2 separate regions of the Mus musculus genome follow, and region 2 is linked to region 1. A link is a contact called in ENCODE Hi-C or POLR2A ChIA-PET data. All regions are on one chromosome and are shown on one strand. Each heading gives the region's core, a stretch centred on a gene start or an enhancer-like site at or near the end of the contact. The rest is flanking DNA. Distances are from core to core; before and after follow the strand shown. Region 1 holds the start of Akt1s1 (AKT1 substrate 1 (proline-rich)). Region 2 holds the start of Med25 (mediator complex subunit 25).

The links. A loop is a pair of places that touch in the nucleus more often than their neighbours do. ChIA-PET counts read pairs that join two places held with the same protein, here RNA polymerase II (POLR2A).
Region 2: a loop to region 1 is called in a map of left cerebral cortex, with 7 times the contacts of the local background. The contact joins the promoter of Med25 here to the promoter of Akt1s1 in region 1. A Hi-C loop is called at or near these places in 7 of 37 maps with a recorded cell type or tissue (adrenal gland, heart, left cerebral cortex and 1 more). POLR2A ChIA-PET finds 5 or more read pairs at or near these places in 4 of 5 experiments (Patski and embryonic stem cell).

The regions. Positions count from the first base shown.
Region 1 is chr7:44,847,067-44,852,509 of GRCm38, reverse strand. It overlaps Akt1s1 (AKT1 substrate 1 (proline-rich)), which reads right to left and starts at 3,286. Exons shown (of 5, transcript NM_026270.4): 1 at 3,162-3,286. It overlaps Tbc1d17 (TBC1 domain family, member 17), which reads left to right and starts at 3,431. Exons shown (of 17, transcript NM_001042655.1): 1 at 3,431-3,661; 2 at 3,976-4,074; 3 at 4,169-4,240. The coding sequence starts at 3,641. Mir707 (microRNA 707) reads right to left here and starts at 2,811; the gene lies at 2,739-2,811.
Region 2 is chr7:44,889,988-44,895,430 of GRCm38, reverse strand. It overlaps Med25 (mediator complex subunit 25), which reads left to right and starts at 3,007. Exons shown (of 18, transcript NM_001331207.1): 1 at 3,007-3,200; 2 at 3,287-3,332; 3 at 3,524-3,648. The coding sequence starts at 3,067. It also overlaps a transcript of Fuz not described here.

The DNA of each region.
Region 1 (5,443 bases), core at 2,037-4,536:
GGGCAACTACTGCAATGCAACTCCCCTCCACGGCACGCGGCCGTCCCAGCTGAGCTCCCCCAATTCCCACACCTGTCTCCCCTGGGATCTTTCCCAGTCCTAGCTTGCTTTCTGGCCCCATCCTGTTCCACACAGGAACTACCCAAAGCCTTCGAGTCTCCATCTGTTTTGGCTATGAACATTAGAGTCAAGTTGGTTTGTGGTTATTTAGTTTGGTTTCTTAATACTCTGGGAGCCAGGATCAAGTACTCAAGTTGGACCCAAACTCACTATGTGTATAAAGGTAACTTTGGAGTCCCGATTCTCATGCATCCAGTTCTTGAGTGCTCAAGTCACACATGCACACCACCACGCCTAGTTTGCTGGGGACCAAACCCCAGCTTGGTGAGTAAGTGCCTGCAAGCGCCAGCTGAACTGCGTAGGGTTTAATATACGGCTGGCACCGAACCTTTGCAACCGACTTCCCTCCACTACCGGAGTCCCTGCAACTGGAGATGGGAAGCACTGTATGCCCAGCCTAACGTAAGTCTTTGAAGACTTACACCAATTTCATGTGCACCTTTCCCATGGTGTGCAGCATGTTAATACACGTGTAACCAGGTATGGTGGCACACACCTGAAAGCATGGTACTCAGAGACTGAAGTAAGACTTTTACGGCTTTGAAGTTAGCCTGGGATACAGAGATCTGGTCTCAAAGAACAAAACAAAAACCACAGGTGACTTGCATGGCTTCTGCAGCACAGCAGCCTGGCCAGTGCTATGCCTTCCTCTTTCACGTGGTCCAGTAGGTCCTCTCCCCCTGCAGTGGAACTCTGCCTTCTAGAGTGACCAGGACCAGGTGGACCCCACACCCACATAACTGGTTCTCAGGTCACTGCCAACTTTCCAATCACTAGGTGAGGGAGATGCCGCCTTCTCTGGGATCATTCTTTCAGGAGAGAGATGAGCTCTGGACTGAAGGTGGGCACAGGAAGATGCAAGCTGCTCTGTGCCCAGAATCACAGCTTCAGCTTCTACATCTCCTCAGCCCCTGCCGTGCAGGGCTCTGTGGTGCTTGGAGAGCTTGTGACAGCTACTCTGCTGCCTGTCTCCCCATCAGACAGAACTGACGCACAAGGATCTGGAGTCCCACCATGATTTAGTGTGACCTTGGACCACTCACTGGCTCCCAGGCAGCTGAGAACTGAGAGGTGGTGAGCACCCCATCACTGGAGCAACTTAAGCCCGCCAGGACCACAGTGAAGAGAAATATGGATGCAGTTTGCAAGCTCCTGTCACTCACACTTTAAAAAGCCAGTCTGCACAGACTCCACACTGTTCTGCTGCCCCTGACTCACCAAAGTGGGAACGACTCATATGTTGGACCAGAAGATGATCACCGTTCCTAAGCAACCCCTCACTTCCTCCATGAATCAGCAATGGACACCCCACTTTACAGCCTGAAGCTCTGAATCCAGGCTCTTGACTGTTATACTGGCAGAGCTGACCACTGAGAAGAGCAGTCTGTGTCTAGAGCCTTCTCTGCCAATACTGCGCTCCACCCTGCCTACCTCATTAGACTGCATCCCCCCATCCCATCTTTCCATGGAGAGGGAGAAAGCTGCAGTGCTTTGACACTACTGTCTGCTGGGCCTCAAAGTCCTACCTACAGCTTTAAAAGGCGCCCAGCAACTCCTACACACACCTTCCACCTCTCCTAGCTAATAAAGGAGGCTGGAAGTTTAGGATTATGGCTAAGGGCAAGAAAGTGACTGATCCAAGATGACACAGCTTCGGTCCTCACTTTCGTGAGGGCAAAGAGTGGCAAGTCTCAGCCTCTTTGCACGAGATCTCGGGGGCAGCCACAGCAGCAGTGTCACCGAGTGAATGACTTGTGAAGGCGGCTGGAATGAGGGCAACTTACTCCAACCTCCTAGGCCTATGGCCTCCTATGAGGCAAGACTCTGGGGCAAACCAGGAAGGGGGAGCTGTCCAGCGGGAAGGTGCAGGCCTCCCAGGACAGTTGTGAAGAGAGATAGAAAAGAAAACGGCCGCAGCACGGGACACGGTGCGGGACGTCCAAGAAGGATCCTACCACCGAAGTGAGGCCGCCGACCAGGGCTACACCACGCCCGCAGCCCAGAGAGGCCCCTGCTCTAGGAACACAACAGGAAATCCCGCCCCCGGTGGGGATCGGGACCGGAAGTCCCGCCCGGGGCGCCCCCTCACCCACCCGCGACCCCCAGCACACACAGCCGTATGGACATGGTTCACCGCCAGCGTGAGGGTTCCAGCCCGTCGGCACCCCCGCAGTGAAGCTCGTCTACACTTCGTCGCGAGTCAGACACATGGGGTTGAGCGTGAGCTCTTTCAGCAGTCGGCCAGGAGTCGCAGGACGATCACTGCCCCCCTGACCTATGCAGTCCATACCCTTCCCACGGGGGCTCGCCCTCCCACTGCCCCTCAACCTCAGGAAGGCCAGACCCTCCCCAAACCCCAGCTCACAACGCCGCCTCCACTCACGTGCCCGTAGCCAGCATGGCCGGCCAGGCGCCGTCGCCGCCCTCAAAAGGCATGGCGGCTTCTTGCGTCATTTCCGTGTGGCTGCCCCTCCTCCATTGTGTACACTCCCCCTCCCTTATCCTGCATGCCTCAAATCAAAATAGCAACTAGAAGCTCCGTCGGCAAGCCGTGGGCAAGAGCGACAGCAAGGGTGCCCACGGATGGAAAATACGGCAAAAGACTTTTGCTACTGTTTCGAATTGCCCGCAACAACTATGACCGCATGCCCATGCTCACACAAGCGTAGGCAAGCGGCATGACTGCATGCCCATGCTCACACGCAAGCGGCATGACGTCCCTCGTTCGTATTCAACGTCTGCTCCCGTCCCGACGTGGCAGTTAGTATGGCTTCATATGCCTATAAAGCATATGGACACTTCCTTCCGTCCACACTAGACCCCCTCCTCTAGGCCCTCGCTCGTTCCCTTTAACACAAAGCTGGCAAAGATTCAATATGGCAGCGTTTCTTGCTTCGGTTTGCCCAGTTTCAAGATGGTGGTGCAGTCCTCTTTCCACGGTGACTCAGAAATTTGGGGCAGCTTCGTTTCCAGGAGCACTGACGGCTTCACCCTTTATCCCGAGCCCCTCAGCGCCTCTGGTGCCATACCGCTTCTCTCACCTTTTCCTCTCTCCGTTTCGCTTTTCCAGCACCCCGCCGTCGTGCCCCGCAAAGAGATGGTAGTGCCCCGCATTAACATGGCTTCCACCAAGCCGCTCTGGTTTGTCCTCGAGAAAAACGGCACAGTATTGGCTTCGATGCCAGTATAAAATATGGAGAGGGCCAAGGAGGCGTTCCCGAGCGATCACGAGTTGGGCTGCGAGCATGGGTCCTCCTACTTGTTTACTTCGTGGCGAGAGTGGCGCAGTGCGCCTGCGCCGTCCCGCTGACCCTTGCCAACTTTGCGTTCTACACCTCGTGACCTATGTCTTCGAGTTTCTACTACCCTGTTCAAACAGATGGTCTCACCCACTGCAGCCTTAACAACCTCGGGGACGCTACCACTATCTAGCCTGGAAGGGAGCGTTATTTTTCCGGATATGACACCAAGTTGACCCGGAAAAGGAGGAGATAGGGGCAGTGGAACCTCCGCGGCGGCAATGGAAGGATCCAGCTACAGGGTAAGACTTTGGAAATCATTCCCTCGCTCATCTACAGGAGACGCCCCCCACTGATGGTCCGCTTCCACCTTCTGCTGTGCAGGGATTAGGCCGAGTCAACTTAGCAAGCACCAGCTTCTAGTTACGATGCTGTTGTCACTCTCCGCAGTCCTTAGGGAGAGCCTCCCTTAGCCCCGCCCCCTGGAAAACGCACGCCCATCTGGGGTGCGAGGCGGGACTGTAGACTCGCCACGCCCCATCTCCGCTTGTCAGTCAGGGGCTCTAGACCCCGCCCCTGGGGAAAACGCCTCCCTTAGACCCTTGGCTTTCACTAGGTGGTGTTTGAAAAGGGAGGCGTGTACCTGCACACCAGCGCCCGGAAACACCAGGATCCAGACTCGCTCATCGCCGGCGTCATACGAGTGGTGGAAAAGGTGGGCCGGGATGGAGGTGACATGTGTGGGAACTTCGAATTGAGGGATGAGGGGCATTCGGGTGACTCTACTAAGTCCTCCCCATGTCCCTCAGGACAGCGACGTCTTTCTGCACTGGGCTCCGGTGGAGGAGGCTGGAGACCCAACCCAGATTCTCTTCAAGAAGGTAGGCGACTCGCTCCTCTTCCCCACTCTAGTGGAAGGCAGGGAGTACTCGGGAACCTGTGAGCCTGTTTGCTTTCTGAAATGACCTAATGCCATATCCTTTTGGCTCCTTAGGGGACCCTGCTGGGTTCAGACTTCTCAAGGGGTGTGGCCTAGTTTTGGTCTGAGGCAGCTTTCTTTCCTCTCTGTTTGCTTTACGTTTATTTATTACATTTATTTATTGTGTGTGTGCATTCACATGCCACGGTGTGGGTGTGTGGAGGTCAGAGGATAACCTGTGGTAGCAGGTTCTCTCCTTCCACCGAGTGGGCTCCAGGGTTGAACCCAGGTTGCCGGTTTTGGCAGCAAGTCCAGAACCCTCTCACTAAGCGCAAAGATTTAGATTGTGTGGGGTGTGGAGGGGGTGTGAATGTGTGAGCATGTGTGTGCACTACCTGTGAGTGCATGCAGAAGACAGCACTGCAGACACATGCTGGAGCTTTGGATGGTATGTGGGGACTGGGATCTGAACTCTGGTCTCTGGGACTGTACAGTAAGCCTTGCTAACTACTACACTATCTTTCTGGCCATAGATGACTTATTTGCTTATTTGTGTGTGTTCTACTCGGAGGGGTCATTCATTTCTCCTTGTGGGTTCTCTGGACTGAACTTAGGCCATCTGTCTTACCCATTGAGCCTATGTCTGGCCCTGCTCAACAGTATCCCCTGTCTGTCCATCATCAGTGCCCCCTGTAGACTCACAGCTAGTTACAATGACAATGGCTACCACTTGAAGCTCTTTATTCAGTTACAGTGAAAAGTCAGAAGGACACAGAGGAATCTTGACAAGAACACAGAAAGGGCTGAGAGCAGGGGTGTGAGTCTGTTCTTTTCTTTTTTCTTTCTTTTTTTTAATAAAGGGTTATTTTTTCTTTCTTTTTTTTAATAAAGGGTTATTTTTTTTAAAGATTTATTTATTATATTTATATGAGTACACTGTCACTGTCTTCAGACACACCAGAATAGGGCTTTAGATGCCCATTACAGATGGTTGTGAGCCACCATGTGGTTGCTAGAAACTGAACTCAGGACCTCTGGAAGAGCAGTCAGTGCTCTTAACCGCTGGGCCATCTCTCCAGCCCTGAGCCTGTCCTTTCTCATTGAAGTCAGGACTGACTGTTGGTCTTGTGACTGCAGGTGGTCTCTGTGCACTTACCTGTGTAGC
Region 2 (5,443 bases), core at 1,758-4,257, 43 kb before region 1:
CAAAGCTTTCTTCCAAAGGATGGCTAGGAGCCAGGGAGATGGCTCAGCACATCCCAGGGCTTGCCATGAAGACCTGAGAAGCTTGTAACCCCTGGAATCTTCATGGTAGAATAGAGAGCTCACTCCACAAAGCTGGCCTCTGTACACATGCCATGGCACACGCACTGTAAGAATCAAAATTTATTTTCTAGTTTAAAATAGTATGGCTATTAAAATAGTATGGCTACAGCTTCGTGTCTTTATTTTCTACTTTCTGGGTGAGTTGCAGCCTTTAGGCCTGGTTGGCCTGGAACTCAGGGTAGCTGTTTGGCCTGGAATGGCGAATGCCAGCCACTCTCTTTTTCTTTGCTTTCCTTTCTTTCTCTTTTGCTTGTTGTTGTTTAGTGTATTTTTGAGGTGTGGTCTCATGTAGCCCATGCAGACCTGGGACTTGCCATGTGTCCTTGAAATTCCGATTCCTTTTTCAACATCTCAGTCTCCTTTCTTTCTTCCTTTCTTTTTTCTTTCTTTCTTCCTTTCTTTTTTTTTTCTAGATTTATTTATTTATTTTATATATACGAGTACACTGTAGCTGTACAGATGGTTGTGAGCCATCATGTGGTTGCTGGGATTTGAACTCAGGACCTTTGGGAGACCAGTCAATGCTCTTAACAGCTGAGTCATCTCTCCAGTCCAGTCCAGCCCCCATCTCAGCCCTTCTAATGTCTTTTTATACTCTGTTTGTTTGTTTGTTTGTTTGGTTTTTGAGACAGGGTTTCTCTGTGTAGCCCTGTCTGTCCTGGAACTCACTCTGTAGACCAGGCTGGCCTCAAACTCAGAAATCCACCTGCCTCTGCCTCAAAGGCGTGCACCACCACTGCCCGGCTATACTCAATTTTGATAAGTGCAAGGAATTGAACAATTTTTTCCACCGACAAATATTAGATTTCTCCTTCTGTATTTTAAATGATACAATAAAACAAAATAATTTTTTGAGACAAAATCGTGCTGTGTAGCCCAGGCTGGCCTTGGTCCTTATGCTCAGTTCTCCCATGTTGCATTGCTACACCCTGCTGAGTTAGCAGTTTTAGCTGCTTGATTACTGTATGTCTGAGAGCAATTGCTTTGTTTATTAAATTAAATAATTTAAAATAATTTATTTATTTATATTTCATGTGCATTGATGTCTTGCTTTAATGGGTGTCTATATGAGGGTGTTGGATACCCTGGAACTGGAGTTGAACTGCCTTGTGGTTGCTAGGACTTGAATAGCAGTCCGCTGAAAGAACAGCCAGTTCTCTTAGCTGCTATCTCTCTAGATCCTATGAAACAATATTTTAAAGTAACTTTTTTGGATGTTGTTTTTATTCTGGATTTTATTTCCTGTAGTTCCTACAGAATAATTAACAAATGTACTCTGTATATGGAAAAAACAGATTCGTAGAATAATTTTAAAATGTGTGCATGGTTGCACAGTCCCTTAAGGCCAGCCTGGCCTACTCTGATATCTCCTGCCAAATCCACAAATAAACAGATAGATAGACAGATAAATGAAACCTTAAAAATTCTATGCATGCTTTTAGTTCCAGCACTTGGCCGACAGAGACAAGAACATTTTTTGAGTTCACAGCCAACCTGTTTTACAGTGAGCTTCAGGACAGCTAGGGTTACACAGAAAAACTTTGTCTGAAAACAAAACAAAACAAAATTCAACGTGGAAAATTGTAGTTTTGGGGTTAGCATTGGGGTTAAAAAAGCTTGTTCACGCCAATGGTTGGGTGGCGTGTGCCATTAATCCCAGCACTCCAGAGGTAGGGGCAGGCAGATCTCTGAGTTCTGGGAGGCTCCACAAATTTACAGAGCAAGTTCCAGGACAGCCAAGGCTAACACAGAGAAAGCCTGCCTTGGGAGTGGAGGGTGGGGAAGAGATACCAAAAACCAAGGTCTGGGGCAATGTCTCAGTTGCTAACCTGCTTGCAAATGCAAGCAAGTGAGCCAAGTTTGGATGCCTGCCACCTACGTTTTGAAAAATCGCTTGTCTTTTTTTCTTTCTTTTTCTTTTTTTCTTATTTTGTTTTTCGAGACAGGGTTTCTCTGTGCAGCCCTGTCTGTCCTGGAACTCACTCTGTAGACTGATACTGCAACTCAGTCCCACTTGCATCTGCTCTGCACTGGAATTTAAGGCGTGCGCCATCGCGGCTTTGTATCTTTCTACATTAGTACGCTTTATTTAGTAAATTTCTGTCCACACATAAGTTTCCAGGTCATTTTATATTCACTTCGGCTTATGCTGTTAGCTACAATGCTGAGACTCAGTTTTCTCGACTATACCAGACATTACTATTGCACTGTTTATATATATATAGTATTATTATTTTCTTCTTTCTTTTTTTTCTTTTCTTTTTTTCTTTTCTTTCTTTCTCTTTTCTTTTTTTCTTTTTTAATAAGGAATGTATTTTCTTTGATTCTGTTTCTGGCTTCTTTCCCAGAAAACAGAGATTAGGTGTTGCCTAGCAACCTCCACTTAAATTGGAATTCCCTTCTTTCCCAGCAAAAACAACTGCTTCGCTTCCAAGTCCCGGGCAACTTTACAGTGTTGCCTAGCAACGTCGTTTCCAATGATGTGATTGGACCGCTCTCTTTCATCGGTTCCCGGTCAGAAAGAACAGAATTTATTAACTTAATCTCTGTGTGAGACCACAACGGATGGGTACGCGTTGCCTAGCAACCGGATTCCCGACCCTCCCTTTAGCCCGGAGTCGGAAACTAGATTTCGACTCCAAGATGGTGACCGGATGTGCCGTTTTTCGATTTATTTCGTGCTTGATGTTGTGCGCAAAAGTTTGCTCGATTTCAAGAGGCCCTTAAAGGGGCTCGTTGTGCCCATTCTGAGAGTTTCGTGTTGTTGGTATGCCCCAGGGTAGAGATAAAACCACGGCTCGCAAAATGCCCCGCACAAACATGGCCGTATCAGCATCAGCAGAAGCTGCCAGACGTCCGGCGGGGCTGCGCACACCGCGCAAGCGCACTTCTGTTCGTCCCGGGACGGCGACGGCGTCAGCGGCGCTGGCGTCGGCGGCGCGGGGCATGGTCCCCGGATCCGAAGGCCCGGCGCGGGCCGGGGGCCTGGTCGCCGATGTGGTGTTTGTGATCGAGGGGACAGCAAACCTGGGGCCGTACTTCGAGGAGCTCCGCAAGCACTACCTGCTGCCTGCCATAGAGTGAGTGAGCGAGACCTCTCGTCGCCTCCCGCCGCCCTAGCTAACCTAAAGCTCGTGCCGACCCCGCCTTTCCTCCGTCTTTGCAGGTACTTCAACGGGGGACCCCCTGCAGAGACGGACTTTGGGGGAGACGTGAGTGCGCGGCCGAGTCACGGGATGGAAGCCGGTAGACCCCTGTGTCTGAGGGAGGAAAGATGGGGTCCTTAGTCTTGGGTTTGAGAGAAGAAGGGCTCACAGCTTATTTCTAAAATGATCTGAAGTTGGGATGGCCTGTTCCTTGCCAAAGATCTCAGTTGTAAAGTTGTTCTGTCCTTTCTTCCCAGTATGGTGGAACCCAGTACAGCCTTGTGGTGTTCAACACCGTGGACTGCGCTCCAGAGTCCTATGTACAATGTCACGCACCTACCAGCAGTGCCTATGAGTTTGTCACCTGGCTCGATGGCATCAAGTGAGCTTTGCCTCCATTTGGGGCAGGATGGGTACCCCCAAGAAAGACTGTGGGCAGGGTGGCCTGTGATTGAATAGTGCCCCGCACTCAGCAGAACTCAGTGTGGGTCACCACAGTCCCTGTCTGAGTGTCCAGTTACCGTCAGCTTCTTCTTTCTTCCTCTTGTCTGTCTACTCCAGAGGAGTCTGCAGGATGGGTCTGGGCCCTGAGAGCTCCTTACGTGGTTGGGTCACAGTTTACAGTGTAGCCTTTTTTGTTTTTTTTTGTTTTTTTTCGAGACAGGGTTTCTCTGTGTAGCCCTGGCTGTCCTGGAACTCACTCTGTAGACCAGGCTGGCCTCGAACTCAGAAATCCACCTGCCTCTGCCTCCCAAGTGCTGGGATCAGAGGCATGGGCCACCACACCTGGCACAGTGTAGCCTTGAATTGCTGATCTGACTGCTTCTACTTTCTGGTTGCTGGGATTACAGACACCTGCCACCATGACCAGCTTGTAGAGCCAGGCAGCCTAGAGTCATGGCTTCTTCCCAGATAACTCTTTGACTGTCGGGTCCCAGGGTCCTTTGTGCTGCTCGTTTCGTATTTGTTCTCAGTGCTCTTGACTGTCTGTTGCTGTATAACGTTTCCCCACTCCCACCCCACTTTTAAGGATTTCAGAATGCACAGTTGCTCCTCATGAAGCCATCTGTATGTCAGGAACTCAGGAGGATAAGCCAGGCCGTGTGTGTTTGGTCAGGTCTCACAGGGCTGTGTTCATCCACTCTCTGGCATGCCTGAAAGAGCCACGGCCATGAGGCCGTGATGGCTATGATGGCTGTTCTGCGGCTGTGGACAGAGCCTTAGTTCCTTGCTGGCTCTTTGCCATCATGCCCTGGCATATAGCAGAGTGATGCCCAGATTGGCAGCTGGCTCTGCTCAGAGTGAATGAGTGAATCCAGGGGGCAAAGAGGAAGCCACCAGGCTTTTTTGATGACCAAGTGACAGTCCATCACTTTTGTCACCACTTGTTTGGTAGGTGAGTCTATCCTGGTCCAGATAAGAATGGGTGACCAGTGGGATCCCTGGGGACAGACCACCAGAGCCATGTAGGGTGCTGCCGCCCAGCACACAGTAAGCAGTGCGTGAGTGCCCAAAGTTACTGCTTGCCCTGTTCCTGGTCTTGGTTTGCAAATGAATAACAGTGTAGACTGGTGGGCATTGGAAGGGTTGAAGGGGCGCTGGGGCTAACCTCGCCATGTGGATTCCACAGGTGTGTTGTGGTCAAGGTTCATATAGCGGTGCTGATCTAGATCCTGTTTTGATGAAGCAGGTGTGTGTTGAATGTCTGCTTGTCTGCTGTGTTCCAGGTGTGTGTGTGTGTGTGTGTGTGTGTGTGTGTGACATGGTAGGTGGCATGGAAAGCTGACCTGTGCACTGCCCCACCCCCTCCCGGAAGTTGTTAGGATTAGAGTTAATGTAAAGCCAGCCTTCCCATCCTTGACATTGTTGACACTTTGCACTCACGGTTTTTTTTTTTTTTTTTTTTTTGGTTTTTCGAGACAGGGTTTCTCTGTATAGCCCTGGTTGTCCTGGAACTCACTTTGTAGACCAGGCTGGCCTCGAACTCAGAGATCCACCTGCCTCTGCCTCCTGAGTGCTGGGATTAAAGGCGTGCGCTACCACGCCCGGCTTGCACTCACGTTTTTAAAACAGATTTTTTTTTTTTTTAATTTAATGTGTACGAGGTTCTGTATATGCAACACTTGTGCCTGGTGCTCTTTGAGACCAAAAGAGGCCATCAGATCCTCTGGAATTGG